Linked DNA regions of Homo sapiens: regions 1, 2, 3, 4 and 5 are each linked to region 6. Evidence: chromatin contacts called from ENCODE Hi-C or POLR2A ChIA-PET data. All regions are on one chromosome and are shown on one strand. The core of a region is the stretch at or near the end of the contact, and the rest is flanking DNA. Distances in the headings are between cores, read along the strand shown.

Region 1 (2,700 bases), core at 4-2,503, 3.1 Mb before region 6:
CAGAGAGGTGCCTAAAAATCACCTGCAGGTAGCGCTGAGGCCAGCCTCCAGCCTGGCTGTCACCCCCTCCACCCCTGGATTCCCTTAAGAGTCCTGGCCTGGGCCGGGTGTAGTGGCTCACTCCTGTAATCCCAGCACTTTGGGAGGCTGAGGCAGGCAGATCACCAGAGGTCAGGAGTTCGAGACCAGCCTGACCAATATGGTGAAACCCCGTCTCTATTAAAACTACAAAAATTAGCTAGGCATGGTGGCGGGCATCTGTAGTAGTCCCAGCTACTTGGGAGGCTGAGACGGGAGAATTGCTTGAACCCAGGAGGCAGAGGTTGCAGTGAGCCGAGATCGCACCACTGCACTCCAGCCTAGGCAATAGAGCGTGACTCCATTTAAAAAAAAAAAAAAAAAGAGTCCTGGCCTAGCACCCCAACTTCTTATCCAGATTCTACCTCTTGGCCCAGCTATTTCTCCATCTTTCTGGGCCCTGTCTGTGGTGTCAGCTGAGGCTCCACACCCTATAACCAGCCTAGCCCTGCCTCCCTTGCCTCCCCCAAAGTCTGAACCCTGGTCCACAGCCAGGTATGCCAGTTCCCACCGGATCTGCAGGGGAACTAGAAATATTTTTACCAAATAAGTGCCAGAAATTGATTGCTGTGGTTCCTTTAACCCTTTGTGGGAAGGGGGAGGCTTCCCCATTTCCAGGCCTCTTTGCTTCCCCTGCCCCTGTCACCACCATTTTATGCATTCAAAAACTGTTATTTTATTTTATTTTTATTTTTATTTGTTAAATGGTCCTTTTCCTAGACTGCCAGGGTCAGCAAACAGAAGTGTCTGTTCAAAGAGGGAGGGCTGGACGGGAAGAGGGCTGCTAGGCCCGGTCAGAGAGGACTTCAGGCAGGGAGCGTGGAAGCTGTGGACAGGACAGCTTTTAGCTCTGGGAGCAGGTGCTGGAGCCAAGTCACACACAGGTAGCAGTCAGTGAGGTTCACATCCAGGAACCTTTTTACAGAAACCCCTCTCTCTCTCTGTACAGCTGTATAAGCACCAGCACAGGCTCCGACAACATGCAGGTGAGGAAGGGGACAGAAGGGCCTAAGATCCCACCATGGAGAGAGAGGGAGGAGAGGGGAGGGGGGCTTGTAGCATCAGCTTATCAGAAGGACCCCCTGGTGCACCAGAAGATTGTAGTCCTGGGTGAACAAGAGCTGCCCTCGGGGGTTAGCAGCCTGTTGCTTCTGTTGACTTGGCTTTCTGCCCTGCAGCCAGTGAAACCTGACAGGTCAGTTTCTAGATCTGGGCTGATTCTCTTTCACTTCCTGGTTCTCATACCTTCATCTTGACAGTCTGTGTATTTCTCCTCATTCTGTGAAAGAATGGAGTTTTTTGGTCCTAAATGCTCAAAAAAAATCTGGTCTCTTAAAAAATCTCAGCAATTCTGATACCTGGGAAGTTATTTAAGGGGTCAGAATGACTGACGTTAGACCCCTGAAGATTGAAATCAGTGACTTGTCTCTATCCTGAGGTGTCTTCTGTCAGTGTGGAAAAGTCTGGGCACAAAGAAGGAACAGAGCATCAGCATTCTCCCCCAGCCACCCAGCCGGGTTGTGAACAGAAGCACCAGTTTTGCCTCCTAAGTCTCTGTTTTTATTTGCTTTGAAGAAGCAGACAGGTGCCTTTTTCCTGTCTCTTTTTTTGTACTCCCTCCGAAGTATGCAACATACTTTGCCGTTGGTCAATGCCTACTAGATATTTGAGTGGTTAAATGGAGGCGAGGTGGCTCAGCAGGGTTGGGATTAGAGGGAGGTGCCTAGGGCACGAAATTTCAATCATTCTTCAAGGCCATTTAGTCATCCTCCAGGCGTGTCATCACTCTAGTCCCAGCCCTGTGGCTCCCTGTGGCTCAGGGCTGGTAAGGGAAAGCTCAAAGGGACATGGTTTACTCAAAGATGGCTGTTTGTGGGATGGGGAAGCTCTCCACCATGAGACCTGCCTGCCATAGCTTCCTCTTGCCTGGGACACCTAGGTCTCTCATGTCCAGACATGTGGCTTGTATGAGCTGGTCACTAGCCTACCAGAAAGCCCCCTCTCTCAGGAACTGCAGAGACAAATATACATGAAAGGGAACTTGAGGGAAGTCAGAGGCAGATGTTACTGGTACAAGACTAAAAAGAATTCTAAGAATGTTAACTAACATTTTTTTCATGCTTGCTATGTGCCAAGCCCACATTAAGTACTTTATGGCCATTATTTTATATAATCCCTCCAACAACTAGATTAGGAAGGACTTGGATTCTGGAGCCAGACAGCTTCAGCTTAAATCCCATCTTTGTCTCTTTCACGTTGTGTGGACTTGGGAAATTTCTTCAGCTCTCTGGGCCTCAGCTTCCTCACCTATAAAATTGAAACAGTAATAGTACCCACATTGGAGTATTCTGAGGATTATATCAGTAATACATGTAAAACAATGAGACCAGCATCTGTACAAGGTAAGCACTCAACAAATATTGGCCATGATGGTGATGATGATGATGAAGATGATGATGAAGAGATGATGATTGCCTCTGGTAGCTTATTCCTAAGGCTGCCTACAACAAAGTCCCACAAACTGGGTGACTTGAGATAATAGAAATGTATGATCTCACAGTTCCAGGGGCTAGGAGTCCAAGATCCAGGTGCTGGTGGGTTGTTATTCTGAAAGATGTGAGG
Region 2 (2,700 bases), core at 75-2,574, 3.2 Mb after region 6:
GTCACAGGACCGACAGGTGGCTGAGAGAACCCTGGCATTCCAGCTGCCAGTCAGGCACTCCCTGGTTGTCTACACTAGCTGCCGTCTTCCTGGGCACACACAGAGGAATCAGCACACACCCGGTACACCCTCCCATGAGCAGAACTCCTACACACTGGCTGGTACCATACCCTCCCTAACACCAGCACCCGTAGCAAATTCTTTCCAGGGCCAGCCAAGCCCTACTCCCCTTTGTTAAAGGCAGCTTTCCTCAGAAGGGTGAGCATTTGTTGTCTCAGGGCCTGCAGTGTGGATTCTACCTTCTTTTTACTGTGTTCAGCAGGAGCGAGGCAAACCAGCTTGGGATAGAAACACAGGCGTTTCCTCCACTGTCAGGGTTTTCCTGGGGCAGGCATCTGAGTTACTGCCTGGACCCGGTAGCCCCTAGCAACAGGGCACCACTCTCACCTGGGCCATTTATGATGACTTTGGGAGGTGGAGCCAATTAGGGGGCAAAGCAGGGATCCCCACAGGTGGGAGTGGCAAAAGAGTGGAGGCTTGAAGTCCAGGAAACCCCAGTGTATGCCTCTGCTGCTAAGGAGCCGTGTGGCCTTGGGCAAATCACTATCCCCTTCTGAGCCTGGGGCTCCACATCTACATAGTAAGGGAAGTGGCACTCATGTTCCTTCCAGTTCACACACAGTCCCACATGCTACTAGACCTAGGTTAAGGCAAGGTCTGTGCTATCAGGTACTACCATAGACACAGAAACCGGGGGAGACTCTGCCACCATTATACCCACCCACCCCAACCCTCAAGTTCCCAGCTCTTCCTGGGAAAACCGACAGACAACAGGCCCATGTAGGCAGAAGAAATCAACATGAGGGGTCTCAGTGCCTAGAGAATAGACTTAGAATGAGCCCAAAGTGGAAGGGAGAACCAAAGAGTTTCCCTCACTGCCACATTTGGCACTCCTGCTCCAGGGAATCCAGCACTGAGCTAGAGACAGGATGCTGGGTTCGCCATTCAGGATTCGTAGGTGAGGCCACAGCCATTTCTGCTTTCGGGGCCTGTAACTGGTGGAGAGAAACGGGTGATAGCATCTGTGGCCTTCCTGATTCATAGGTTTATCCCAGCATGAGGCGTGGCTGCTGCAAAGCAGACATGTCCATTTCTGTCCAGACACAGTTGGGGCGGGCAGTGGGTGGCTGCAGCCTGTCCTTACATGGGGCTAAAGGGGCCCAGCCACTTAGTGACTCACCCACTTGCCCAGCCAGCTGAAACCCTGGCCTCACCCTTCCCTTCTGCTACCTACAAAAGCCCCCTGACATAGCACTCTTGTCATACTGAGACTAAGGTAGAAAAAGACACTTCCAAAGGGTGTCAATGACAAGAGAGAAATAGACATAGAGTGGTCACTTCATTTACCAACCCTGGAACCGCAGACCTCTGGGCTTCCTGGTATGTGATTTCAGTTTTACCCCTCACTGTTTAAATTGCTTGAGTTATGTATTTTGTTATTGATTTATTTATTTATTTATTTATTTATTTTGAGACAGCGTCTCTCTCTGTCGCCCAGGCTGGAGTGCAGTGGTGCGATCTCGGCTCACTGCAACCTCCGCCTCGCGGGTTCAAGCGATTCTCCTGCCTCGGCCTCTCGAGTAGCTGGGATTACAGGCATGCACCACTACACCTGGCTAATTTTGTACTTTTAGTAGAGATGGGGTTTCGCCATGTTGGTCAGGCTGGTCTCAAACTCCTGACATCAGGTGATCCGCCTGCCTCGGCCTCCCAAAGTACTGGCATTACAGATGTGAGCCGCCTCACCCGGCTTGTATTTTGTTCTTGCAGACGAAAGCTGCCCACCAAATATGAACAGATAGGAACCTCGTGATCTTTTGGGGCTGTCATCCTTCTCTCAGTCTGCCAGTAACTGGGATCCTGGCATTTATCCTGGAGGTCCCTGAAGGTCCAAGAGGGAACAGAGGAAATCTGATTGGCACAGGTGTGGTGACGTGAAGCAGGTGGTGGCTTTTAGGACTGGAGGTCTGGTGTAGGGTGTATTAGTGAGGAGAACATGGAGGGAGGAACTCACCAGGAAAATTGCAGCCAATTTCCAGCGGTCAGGAATTGAAGATCCAGCAGAGTACGGAATCAGCTCCTCCAGAGTAGTGGGTTTTTCCAGTTGTAGGTTGAGATCCATTCGTGGGTCATGAAATCAAGTTAAGGGATCATAGTCATACACAGAATTTTTTTGTTTGTTTGTTTTTGAGACAGTCTCATTCTGTCCAGGCTAGAGTCTCTAGTCTCTGCCCAGGCTAGAGTGCAGTTTCACAGTCTTGGCTCACTGACCTCCACCTCCTGGGTTCAAGTGATTCTCCAGCCTCAGCCTCTCAAGTAGTTGGCGTTACAGGCACCTGCCACCACATCTGGCTAATTTTTTGTATTTTTAGTAGAGACGGGGTTTTGCCATGTTGGCCAGGCTGGTCTCGAACTCCTGGCCTCAAGTGATCCGCATGCCTTGGCCTCCCAGAGTGCTGGAATTACAGGCGTGAGCCACCACGCCCAGCCAGAATTTTTTTTAAAAAAAGGAAATAGAAGAGAATGTAAGAATAGAAGTGCAGGTTAAAAGGAACGTTTAATTTCATAAAGTTTTTGCCTCAGGGTAGTATGCTTGTCTGAGTAATGGGTTGAGATAGGAACGCATTTCTTAGTGCAGGT
Region 3 (2,700 bases), core at 43-2,542, 3.3 Mb after region 6:
AGCATCTCCGAACTCCCTCCCCATCTGTGGCCTCACAGCTTTCACCATGACATCTGAGAGATTCAAGGAAAGCTCCAGAAACAGGCTTAGCTCTCAATAACAACCCTCTTCCCTACAGATCTTAGAAAGGCTGGATCTGAACAACGCTGCCTGCAAGACCTCCATTCCCACCCTAAATAAAGCGCCAAACCATCCAACCGAAACCCACCCCTCCTCCCCTGGTACTCAGGGTGTCTACAGCTCTGAGGCTCCCTTTATTTTTATTTTTATTAATGTATTTTTAAGGCTGAAAGGCACACACACCACACGCATTCACACCCAGTGGTTATGGGGTTTTGGCAGGTACGCGGAGACCCGGTGCCCCAGCTGTCAGTGTCTGATCCCAACCCCTCCTCCTCCTCCCTCCGTTATTTATTAATAAAAGCCTGGTCGTGGGCAGCCGGCGTTCTGGTTTTCATTGTACAGTCTGCACTGGTGACACAGGACATGTGGAAAATTTTGAGAGCACTGCGGTGAATAGTGTGGAGGGGGAGCGTGAGCAGGGGGAGGGGAGGGGAGGGAGGGGAGCGAGTTACTTTTTAGCTTCCGCTAAGTACTTGGCGGCTCGCCAGGCCCGGAGAATTGTGGGAAGCGAAAACCTCCCCAGTATAAACTGCCAGCTTTAAGCAGCCCTGACAGTTCTGCTCCTTCCAAACTTGGCAGCCGTTCAAAGTGCTCTTTCATTTGAAATGCTGGAAGCCTGCCATGTGCAATGCAGATTTGCTGTGCCTGTGCGCAGAAGGAACTGATAAATGCCGTTGCAGTTGCCATGGGGACAGGAGGCTATCAGAATGGCCTTGTGATCCGCAGCCTCTCTGCGCGGCAGGCTCTCGTTCTCCCCCTCCCGCCCCTCCTCCCTCTAGTCAGTGAGATGGTGAAATAAATGTTCTGGAAAAAGGTTAACCCTCCCCGCTCTGGTTCCGAGGGTGAGAGGAGGTTAACCTCTAAGCACTTCCTTGGCCTTAAGTGCCAGCCCGGAGCACAGGTGTCAGCGCCGTCCTTGGGTGGGTCACCATCCTCCCGCTCTCCTCTTTCACACCCCCAGCTTTCTTCCTGCTCCCTGGGGGCTTTCACAAAGCGGTATTTTTAATAGAGGCTTTTCAGCAAGCTCAAGTGTAAGTCTTTGAGTCATCAAAACCCGGATGTAAACACAGCAGCCCTGCATTCTGCACAGTTTGCGTGTATTTTATCTTTTTAATAATATTTAGCTGGCAACTTAAAACTGCAAGGATGCCAGATATTTTAGCCAGCCACTTACATCATGCAGCATCCATCTTGGGGAGAGTGGTGGCGGGTCCTTTCCTTGTTCTCTTGCTCCCTGCCGCCTACCTGAGACCGCAGGAAATCTGGGTCTTTCTGAAGGCATCTTCTTGTGGTGTAGTCCCCTTGGAACCGCGGCCTTTAGAATGAACATGACATCACCTTGGGCAACAACGACAGAGGGTGTGTTCCTGTAGGAGACAAGACACGGGGAGATCCAAGGTGAAACAGATCTATCATTTACGCTGCGCCAATTTCAGGTGTGTGAGGGTGCACAGTCTGGATCATCAGCCCCCCATTTAGCACGAACTGCCGTTTGAAACACAGTCTGATTTAATGTACAGAAACAAAATAGCACATTCAGATTTGGTATATTTTCAGGCCTGTAATGCCAACACTCCGGGTGGCCTGTTTAATGGGGAAAAAATGAAATATTCCACTCCAGCCCAGGCCTATGGAAACCAAAGAGGTTTAGTGATTTATTTACATTGGGGGTAAAAACGGTGAGCAGTATTCCTTCTCGGCTCGCTACTTCCTGAAGGTTTCCTGAACCTAAACATTCGTTAACATCCCAGGAAGGGAACTTATTTTTCCTGTGGCTTTCAATATTTTCTGCTAAATATATTTCGGCACACTGTTTATCTTGGGCTTCAGCTTTCAGACCTTTATGCACTTTTAACACCTTGAGGCTGTTTCACTGAAAAATGGTGTATGTTAATTAAAGAGGACTTTATGTGCTGGGCATTAAGGCAGGGGGGATTTCTGTTTTGATCTGTCTGTATAATGAGGGGCTTCAGGATGAAACACAAGTCAGAGGCCTGTTAGCTTCGTGAAGCCCTTTTGACAAAGCGGGACCTTGAATGTGGGCCCTTGTATTCAAACACTTGAAGACCACAGAATGTTGAACTGAACGAAACATTTCTTCCTAAGTGCATGGTGAACATGGAGGCCAGGAGACGAGAAAGACTGAAAATGCCCCAAGTTCCTGGGGCTTAGCTGCAATTTCTTTGAACTTGACTGTCTCTGGGTGTCTGCTCGTGATTGTCACGGCAGCTCTGGCCAAGGCGATGCACTCTGTCTCGCTGGAATTTCCTGATTCCAAAGTAGCCCCTTCCAAATAAATAATCAACAAACGCCATCTGCTTCACCTTGCCAGCAGGCACAGAGCTGAAGGGTTAGCTAAAACCTACAATTTTTAGGAGCAGTAGGCTCTTGAGACATTTCAAGATAGGTTTCGACTTGGAATTAAACTAGAGTTAGAGGCAGAAATCAGGTGATTCAGAAAGCAACCCCCCCTCCCTCCCGCCAACTTCCCCAGACAGTCCAGGCAGCTGGGTTTTTGGCTCTCACAGCTGCTAAGCTTTGGCAAGCCAAAAGCATATTTCGTGGTGGTGATTCCTT
Region 4 (2,763 bases), core at 132-2,631, 3.1 Mb before region 6:
ATTTCTAACTGTTTCCCAGGTGATGCTGACACTGCAGGTCTGGGGCCAGCACTCTGACAACCGGTGCTCTAGAATCTTTCTTTTTCTTAACATTAAGGAAGGGAGGGCACTAAAAAATATGTCAGGCTTCTCCATTGACTCCAAAATCAAATCCAAACTCTTCATCCAAAAGCCCCCATAATCCAACCCCGTCATTTCCCACTACTTCTCATTAGGCTATAAAATCAAACCACTATGCCCTAAACACACCTGAGATTTCAAACATCAGGACTTCCGCTGGATTTCCTCACTCCGGCTATGCCACTTCCTTCTACTTCTTCATGCCAAATCCTACCCAGCCTTCAAGGTCCTCAAATGCTATTTCCTCCATAAAGCCTCCTGATCTACCACTACTCAAAAAGCTACCTCTCCCTCCCCCCCTCAGGGCTGCACAGCACTTTTCGTTCCTCCCCAATGACAGGCACCATCTGTACCTGGTCCAGCGACTCTACCGGTGGGTGGTGTATCTTCGCCTGTAGACTGGGAGTTTCTTGAGGTCAGGGGAGTGACTTGCCTATCTTTGCCTCTTAGCCTTAGCAGATCCCCAGTAGACAGCTGACACTCAGAACCGACCAAAAGAAGGAAGGAATGGGACCTCCTGAGGAAGGGCACAGAACTGTCCTGTAAATGGAAACTAGACCGGACGCACGCCAAGCCGATGACCCACAGTAACAGGTGTTCTCCATCTCTGATGTCTGTGATTCATCCTGCACAGCTGCGCGCACACAGCACACGCATACACAGGCTCCCAGAATACGGCGCCCCACACGCTGTACCGCCCGTCGCGTTCTGGACGCCCCGGCGACCACACACACCGAGACACACCTCAGCGACAACCTGGATCCACAAAAAGGAGGCCCTGCCCCCTTAAAAAATACTAACACCTTACTGCAAAGAACTAGCAGCTACGGCTTGCGCCTGCGCCCCTTGTTCCCTGCCGCACCTTTTCTTGTAGTTAAGAAATCTATTTCTGCACGCATTTCGTCGCCGCCGCCCCCCATCCCTACACGCACGCACACACACACACACACACGCACACACACACACTCCCCTTCCCCTACACCTACCCCCCTCCCCCCACCTCCTTTCAGACTAGGCGCGCCTCGCAGAGCGGGATTGAATGGGAAAGAGCGGGGCCGTCTTTGTCATTAATCCTCCCCTCCTTCGGGCAAGCCAAGCTTCTTCCGGGTCAGCGACCATCCCCGCCACCCCACTCGGGGCCACGGTCCCCCCGCAGCGCTAGTCCCGGGCCCGCGAGCACCGGCCCCCGCCACCCGCAGGTTGCGGAGGGAGGAGGGCGGGAGCGGGCGGCGCGGAGCCGGGAGGCGGGGGAGGGGCCGGCGTCCGAGGCGGCGGCGGCGGCGGCTGGAGCAGCCTCTGGCAGCAGCGGGGAGAATGGGAGTGCGGGGCGCCAGACCGCCGCGGGGTGTCACGGCCGCCACGAAGCCTGCGAGGCGCGGGGCCGGCGCCCGCGGCTTTTAAACCCGGGAAGGCGCGGCGGCGGCGGCGGCGGCGGGCAGATCGCGGCGCGCACCAGGCGCCGGGGCGGCGGCCGAATGGAGAGAAAGGGCTCGGCGGCCGGGGCCAAGGGGAACCCGAGCCCGCCCGCGGCCGGAGAGGGGCAGCGGCCACCGCCGCCGCTGTGCGTCCCGGGCGGCGGCGGAGGAGCCCCAGCGAGGGGCCAGGTCGGGGCGGCGGCCGAGCCGGCCGAGCTCATCCGACGAGCGCACGAGTTCAAAAGCCAAGGGGCGCAGTGCTACAAGGACAAGAAATTCCGTGAAGCCATAGGCAAATACCACCGGGCGTTGCTGGAGCTGAAGGGGCTGCTGCCGCCCCCCGGGGAACGGGAGCGGGACTCGCGCCCGGCCTCCCCGGCTGGGGCCCTGAAGCCCGGCCGCCTCTCGGAGGAGCAGAGCAAGACGGTGGAAGCCATCGAGATCGACTGTTACAACAGCCTGGCAGGTGAGCCGCGCCGCGCCCCCCGCGCCGCGGTCCCCGTTCTTCGGCCCGGTCCCTCCGCGGACCACTGCGGCGCTCCCGCGGTGCAGATTCTCCTGCTGTGACTGTGTTGCTCTGGGGAGAACCCGGGAGGGAGGCGCTTTGGAAAAAGTGTGACTTTCAGGATTATGCCTTTCAAAGGCCATAATCATCTCTTGTCCCTTCGCTAGCATACATCGTAAATCTCACCTAGAAATGACTGGAAGGGGACCCAGCTGGCCTGGCTATGGCTGCTGCTGCTACTGCTCACCAGTGGACCTGGGTCCAAAATGCGGAAGCAGCGCCCGGGGTGGGCCCCCGCAGCCACCGCTAGCCCAGCTTTTTCCTGCGGGTGGGTCCCAAGGGAGGCCACGCACCTGTCTGCTCTCCTTAGGTAGCATGAGCACCAGGATTGGTCCTCGCCTTTTCCCCAACTAACCGCATCCCTGTAGGTAAGATCTTCCCCAAGTTTTTTGGCCCCAGTAGCAAAGGGGAGTTTGACACCATGCCTTCAGCATCTTGAGCAAAATGGATTCCAGAATGCCACTTTCTTCTCTCTGAGCTCTGCTGGGGCTCCCGGTTGCCAGGTGAAGATCTCTATCTCAAAAGAAGCTTGGTTCATGGTTGGGCTTGAACTATGCTGCATTCTCCCTCTCCTCCCTGCCCGTTTCTCACTATGTGTAGCATCAGTCCTCACGCCAGCTGGCTGCTAGGGGTGAAGGAAAAGGGGGCCCTACTCTTGGGCAA
Region 5 (2,700 bases), core at 175-2,674, 4.1 Mb before region 6:
TAGTTCTGAATTGTGCTTTTCAATCTTCTAGTGGTCTGGGCAGTGTGGCCCCAAATGAGCAGGAAGGGAGGGGTGCCCATCTTCTCTAATGAGTCTGGACCCAAGAAGGCAAGGAAGAAAGAAGGCAGAACAAGGATAGACTTATGAAAAAGGCATTATAGCAACGAGCCACAGGTTGCTGTGGGGCCCAGAAGGGAAGGGTTCTTTTGGGGATGGGTCTGTGTGCATGGGGAGGAGCATCCTGTTTATTTGGTTCAAGCTACTTCACAAGGACATGCCCTGTTAATTCACAGTGCTTTTCCCGAAAGCCTACTAGAACTAGGCCTGGTGAGAGGCCCTGAGAAGGTGTATCCTTTTGTCCAAGAGCATCTGGGAGAAGAGGCCTGCCTGACCCAAGCTGCAGCAAAGACACAAGTCTGTAGGTCCAGATGTGGACTCTACCACTGATTTACAAGTAGGAGTTCCTTAACACTTATGGAGGACCTCTGAGACCGACACGGTGCAAGGCCCTGGGGTACAAAGATAAAAAGCCAGAGTCCTCCCCATCAAGGCGCCACGGGCCCTGTAAACACATAAACCGAGGACACACTGCATGAGAGATCACCAATAAACGATGTAGCCATACAGTGCACAAACTGCTCACTCAGTATGTGCTAGAAAATAGCCCCAGAAGGCAAGGCTCAAGAGGGGAAATACAGTTAGGAATGTGGCAGGCTTCTAGCCCGGGCTCTGCCAGTCCTGGCTCTGAACTGCGGTTTTCTCAACCTTGAGATCCCTTGTGTGCTTTTAGTATGCTGAAGGATCACTCACTTCAGAATGCTAGTGAAAATACAGATTCCCAAGTCCGACCCCACTGAATCACAATGGCTGGAGGTCATTCGGGGCCCCGAATCTGCATTTTCACCCCCACCCACCCCCCGGGCAGCTTTAATGTTGGCAGGCTAGGAACCACAGTTCGGATTACTGCTTAACAGGGAGATAATAACCTGCTTCAGACGAGCTAGGTCAGACGAGCAATTCAAGAGCTAACAAGGCAACATGCGCCAAAAGCCTTGTAAACCTCAGGGCAGTACAATTCTTTGCAAATAATAGTAATTCAATCATGCAAATAATAATAATAGTAAACGAACTGGAGAGCGCACTGGAAACGCCGCATAGTCCAGCTGAGTCGGTGCCACCGCCCCATCCACTCCAGCGCAGAGGGACTGTCTCTTTAAGGACCCCCCACCTCCCCAACCGCGTCGCTTCTCCCTTGGGTACCTGGCCCGGCCGGCGGCGCGTGCGTGCAGGGCCTCCCGGCGGGGCGGTCGCGGCGGCGCGACGCCGGCGCCGTTGCGTGCGCGCCTGGCCCTGCCCCTTTCCCGCCCCTTCCCCGCCCCCTCCCCTCCGCGGGGCCTCCCCCGCCCGCGCGGTACAGCTGGGTCAGTGACGCGGGCGCTGCAGCCGTCGCTACCGCCGCGTTCTATTCTCCGAAGCCGGCGACCGCCCCACCTCCTCCCTCCCTCCCGCCCGCTTCCTCTGCCCACAGCGCCGGCCAGAGCGAGCTAGACAAGGGCACGCGGGGCCTCGCCTAGACCCGAGAAGACTGCGGGCGCGCGCAAGCGGCGGCGTGGAAGCTGTGAGCGCCCCCATCCCGGAGGTCTCCGCCGGCTCCCGGGTGAGTTGTCACCGCGGCCCGGGGGCGGCGGGGCCGGCATTGTGCCATCGACGCGCTCGGCCGGCTGTCAGGGGCGCGGGACCAGCGCGCACCGCCCAGGAGTGACGCTGGCCGGAGCCCGGGCCGGCTTCGGCGGCTCCCCGCGCTTCTCTGCGCCGGCCCGCTGTCACCCGGCCGCGAGCCGCGCCGCTGGGAGCCCCGCGCTGGCGTGGCGCGGCCAGCCGGCCAGCAGTGGGGGCTGCGCGGCCGGGGGGACCGGCGGCTGGTTTGCGGCCGGGAACTTGGTGACCCGCGGTCCGGGGCGCGCCGTCCCGCGTCGCTGCCCGGGCAGCACCGGAAGAGCCAGACGCCGTGCCGATGGGTGCAGAGGAGGTAGGCAGAGGCCCTCTGTGCCACTGTCATTACTGCCCTCAGCCCAGCAAAGCTGCGGGGCTTGCGCTGGGGCAGGGCTGGCTTAGAGAAGGTGGATTTCCTGAGGAAATCTCAGAGCCCGCCTGTGCGCACCGCGGCATTCGGGAGCCCCCGCGCCTCGGCTGCTCTTTAATCTCAAAAACTTCTCTTATTAACCAGGCTAAACTCCCCGAAACCAGCTATTTTCTTTCAAAAAGTAGGCACGTACATACAGACTTTCCTTTTTTCGCTTGGTTTTGAGACCCCAGCTATGAGTGTGGATCTGACTCTCCCTCATGGGAGTCGTGGCTGGGGAGCTGCTGAAGTGGAGAAAAGTTACCCTGGACGAATTTAGGAGCAGGAGGGGGAGGTGGTTATGGGGACAGCAAGACCCAGGAGCAAAGAGGCGTCAAAATAAAGTCTTGGGCTGGTTAAAGGGAAGTTGGCGTCTGGGCAAGGAGGCCTAAAGCTGTTGTTCCCACAGAATTTTCTTTCAGTGGCAGGCGACATGCTGGGCTTTGTTGCTCTCGCTAACTGGGCTCCTGTGTGCTCTTCCAGAGGTGCAGTAAGATTACTCAGTTCAATTAGGCCTAGGGATTTACTCCCTTTTTTGATCTACAGAGATGGGAAGTATGTCTTTCCTTCACAGTAGT
Region 6 (2,700 bases), core at 149-2,648:
ACACATGGTCCTGCATGTGCGACTTGGGAGGCGACGTGACCAGCTCCACCAAGCCGGCCATATGCAGGGCCCGGCCGAATCCCGGGTTTCGGCGCTGCCGCCAGGCACCAGGGAACACAGCTCCCCGCGAGGCACCGCGCGGGCTGGGAGGGCTGCGGCGGCGCGGGCGTGCGGGGGCGCGCGGGAGGATGACAGGTCTGAGGTGCGCCCGCCCGCGCGAAGCGCTCCAGCCTAGGCCTCTGCTGACTGCATTTGCCCCAGTTCCCCAACGCCCCTGCACCTCTGTCCCCCAAACTCCTGGCGTGGACGCCGCGTCCAGGCCCACTTTCCCGTGCACGCTGGCAGGGGAAGGGGCTCCCGCGCCAAGTTCCCTCAGCTGGCTAGCCCCTCGCCGCGCCTTCCGGGCCTGGGCTCCGTCACGTCAGCCGGTCCCCACGGACACCACGTTTCTCTCCAGCGGAGGAGGAGCAGCCGGATTCCCGAGCCGCCGCGGGCCGCCGGGTGGGGAGGGCTTTCCTGGCGGGGCCGCGCCCGGGTGGGCGGGGGCCGCGCGCAAGCTGCGTAGCTGCACAAACACCGCGGGGCTGCGCTGCACACGCAGCTGCGGGCCGAGGGCGCGGACCGCGGGGGAGGGGGCGGCGGGCTGCAGGCGGCCCCCGCACGGCCACACGCGCCCGCTCCACCGCCGCCCAGGCCGCAGAAGTTCGAGCGCAGCGGCCCCCGCGGCCCCCTCTCCGGGCCGCGCCTGCAGAGCTGCAACCCGCCGTGCGAGCAGCCACAGCTCGCGCGCCGCCTGGGGTCCCCTCGCCGGCCCCGCCGCGTGCAGGCCTCGGCCGCCGGCCAGGCAGCCCCACTTACCCAGCTCTTGCCCGGGCTCCGGGCTCCGGGCTCGGCTGTCCCCCTTCCGCCGCGGGTCGCCGCCTTCGGTCGCCTCCGGGACTCCAGCCGCCTGCACGCACTCCCGATTTTAAAAACAAACAGGCGCCGTCGCCTCCCCGCGGCGCTCGCGGGGCTTCCGCCAGCCCGCGCCTCCCGAGGCTGAGAAGTTTGCTGGCAGGGCCCGGGCGGGACGCGCGGGCTGTCACCCCCCGCTTGCGATGCAGGAGCCTCGGCGCGCCCCGCACCCGTGCCGTCCGCCTCGCGAGCGCTCTGCCTCCCTCCGTGTCACCCCCAGTCCTGCGATGCAGTGTCAGGATTGCACGGCTCTGACTCATCGGTTGAGCTCACAGCTTGAAAAAAAAAAAAAGAGAGAGGGCGAGAGGCAACAGCGGAGGAGGAGGACTCTGGCGTGCTACAAAGGATTGCACAACTCGAGGCTGGGAGCGCGGAGCGCCCAGCGGCCGGCCGGCGCGCGCGGCACCGCGGCGAGCAGGAACCAGCTCTACCACTTCATCAGCACAACTGTCTCGGGGCGGCCTCAGCCAGCAGGCCCGGCGCCGCCCACTTCCTGCGACCAAATAAGGCCGGGGAAGGCGTCCTTAAACCTCAGGCGGCGGCCGGGGCTGGGGATTTCCAGCAGACCTCACCTCCACTCACGAGTCGGTCGCCGTCCCCATCCCCCGCCCAGGCTGGCGCCCCCGATGGCTTTGCTGGCGGGCCACGCTGCTAGTTCCTTTCACACCAAGGTCAGGAGGAGACGGTGACGAAATGTTTGGAAACCCATTGAGCCTGCCAGGAAAGTGTGTGTGTGATGCTGGGGAAGGCACAAGTCGCTTTCTTCCACAAAGAAACTCTCTCTGGTTTTGGATACGGTAAATCATGCACAATCCTCTCCATGGCATTTTATTAACAGACTCTCCGAGTTTCACTTTCTGGCTCAAAAGCGTCCTGGTGCGTGTAAAGGTTATTGAGAAACTGGCCTCAGTCCCTAGAAAGGACCCACCATCTCCATCGCTTAGGTGAGGAAAATCTCCTGGATTTAAATCTAGCAACTCAGGCCAGAGTTGAGCGGCTTTTCACTCCATACTCACATTTTCCCCTGTCTTCCCTAAATATCCCCCTGATCAATTCTCAGGTCCAGGCCTTGATGCCTCCTTGCCTGACTGGTGGGAAGATGGAAAACATTTTTGCAGCTCAAGAGGTTGGTTCTGGCCCCCACATTCAATGGGGCTCTAGGGCCAGGGGAAAGTTCAGGGGAGTGTGTCCTATTCTTCCTTCCAAGTTTTTTGGTGGTGGTGCAGTGGTGGTGGTGGCGGCGGCGGTGGTGGCGGTGGCTGTTTTTCAAGGAGATGGGTCACAAGGAGATTTTCCTTTGAAAGAAAAACCACCGAAGAATACCATGTGTCCTGGCAGCCACTTTTCAAAACACTGTGGCCAGACCTGAGAACCAGGTGCATCCCTCACTTTCTCAGGGAGAAGAGGAGGGAGGGGCAGCAGAATATGATTCTCACACACTCACTGGGCCTACAGGGCCAGGGTGGGGTGTGGAGGACACAGGCAAAACTTGGATCTTCTGCCCAGAAATCCTGCCAAACCTGCACTTGCTTCTAAGGGGGCATGGCTTTCCTGTCCTCTTCCACCTCTTTGCTGGCTGGAGCACCTGCGTACATGTACACCTGGAAGTCACACCTCCCCAAGAGGAGAAGGGCTTATTTGCACCATGTTATGATAGATATGTCAAAATAAGGAACACTTAAAACAATCTTATCTACAAAATACAGGTAATTATGCCACAGGACTGGACCAGAGGACCTCTTGAGA

The links. A loop is a pair of places that touch in the nucleus more often than their neighbours do. ChIA-PET counts read pairs that join two places held with the same protein, here RNA polymerase II (POLR2A). Pooled maps may share reads with other maps.
Region 1: a loop to region 6 is called in a map with no recorded cell type, with 6 times the contacts of the local background. The contact joins the enhancer-like site here to the promoter of MIDEAS in region 6. A Hi-C loop is called at or near these places in 5 of 37 single-sample maps with no recorded cell type and 6 of 50 pooled maps. POLR2A ChIA-PET finds 5 or more read pairs at or near these places in 1 of 52 experiments (GM10248).
Region 2: a loop to region 6 is called in a pooled map, with 15 times the contacts of the local background. The contact joins the promoter of LINC01629 here to the promoter of MIDEAS in region 6. A Hi-C loop is called at or near these places in 1 of 168 maps with a recorded cell type or tissue (endothelial cell of umbilical vein) and 8 of 50 pooled maps. POLR2A ChIA-PET finds 5 or more read pairs at or near these places in 1 of 52 experiments (B cell).
Region 3: a map of naive thymus-derived CD4-positive, alpha-beta T cell shows a loop between it and region 6 (18-fold over the local background). The contact joins the promoter of LINC02288 here to the promoter of MIDEAS in region 6. A Hi-C loop is called at or near these places in 1 of 168 maps with a recorded cell type or tissue (naive thymus-derived CD4-positive, alpha-beta T cell), 3 of 37 single-sample maps with no recorded cell type and 10 of 50 pooled maps.
Region 4: a pooled map shows a loop between it and region 6 (3-fold over the local background). The contact joins the promoter of TTC9 here to the promoter of MIDEAS in region 6. A Hi-C loop is called at or near these places in 3 of 37 single-sample maps with no recorded cell type and 6 of 50 pooled maps. POLR2A ChIA-PET finds 5 or more read pairs at or near these places in 1 of 52 experiments (H1).
Region 5: a loop to region 6 is called in a map of naive thymus-derived CD4-positive, alpha-beta T cell, with 5 times the contacts of the local background. The contact joins the promoter of SUSD6 here to the promoter of MIDEAS in region 6. A Hi-C loop is called at or near these places in 1 of 168 maps with a recorded cell type or tissue (naive thymus-derived CD4-positive, alpha-beta T cell), 2 of 37 single-sample maps with no recorded cell type and 5 of 50 pooled maps.

The regions. Positions count from the first base shown.
Region 1 is chr14:70,664,343-70,667,042 of GRCh38, forward strand. The region is part of intron 1 of TTC9 (tetratricopeptide repeat domain 9); the gene reads left to right. Among named protein-coding and RNA genes, the nearest start is that of TTC9, 24 kb to the left of the region's middle. RefSeq lists enhancers at 1,384-1,543, 2,041-2,541, 2,542-2,700. Within about 2 kb of position 1,254, at least 19 of the 41 ENCODE cell types and tissues checked have a DNase peak (open chromatin) inside an H3K27ac peak, as active enhancers do.
Region 2 is chr14:76,958,314-76,961,013 of GRCh38, forward strand. It overlaps LINC01629 (long intergenic non-protein coding RNA 1629), which reads left to right and starts at 1,325. Exons shown (of 3, transcript NR_133913.1): 1 at 1,325-1,440. RefSeq lists enhancers at 926-1,105, 1,146-1,215, 2,298-2,700.
Region 3 is chr14:77,039,757-77,042,456 of GRCh38, forward strand. It overlaps LINC02288 (long intergenic non-protein coding RNA 2288), which reads left to right and starts at 1,293. Exons shown (of 4, transcript NR_110554.1): 1 at 1,293-1,521. RefSeq lists a silencer at 466-655 and enhancers at 765-1,496, 772-2,700, 906-995.
Region 4 is chr14:70,640,535-70,643,297 of GRCh38, forward strand. It overlaps TTC9 (tetratricopeptide repeat domain 9), which reads left to right and starts at 1,382. Exons shown (of 3, transcript NM_015351.2): 1 at 1,382-2,001. The coding sequence starts at 1,596. It overlaps TTC9-DT (TTC9 divergent transcript), which reads right to left and starts at 764. Exons shown (of 3, transcript NR_110071.1): 1 at 474-764. RefSeq lists enhancers at 277-456, 557-816 and silencers at 1,287-1,436, 1,657-1,846, 1,867-1,936.
Region 5 is chr14:69,610,172-69,612,871 of GRCh38, forward strand. SUSD6 (sushi domain containing 6) reads left to right here and starts at 1,425. Exons shown (of 6, transcript NM_014734.4): 1 at 1,425-1,657. RefSeq lists a silencer at 1,174-1,943.
Region 6 is chr14:73,758,905-73,761,604 of GRCh38, forward strand. MIDEAS (mitotic deacetylase associated SANT domain protein) reads right to left here and starts at 1,399. Exons shown (of 13, transcript NM_001367710.1): 1 at 859-1,399. RefSeq lists silencers at 67-176, 537-686, 817-1,056 and an enhancer at 1,477-1,806.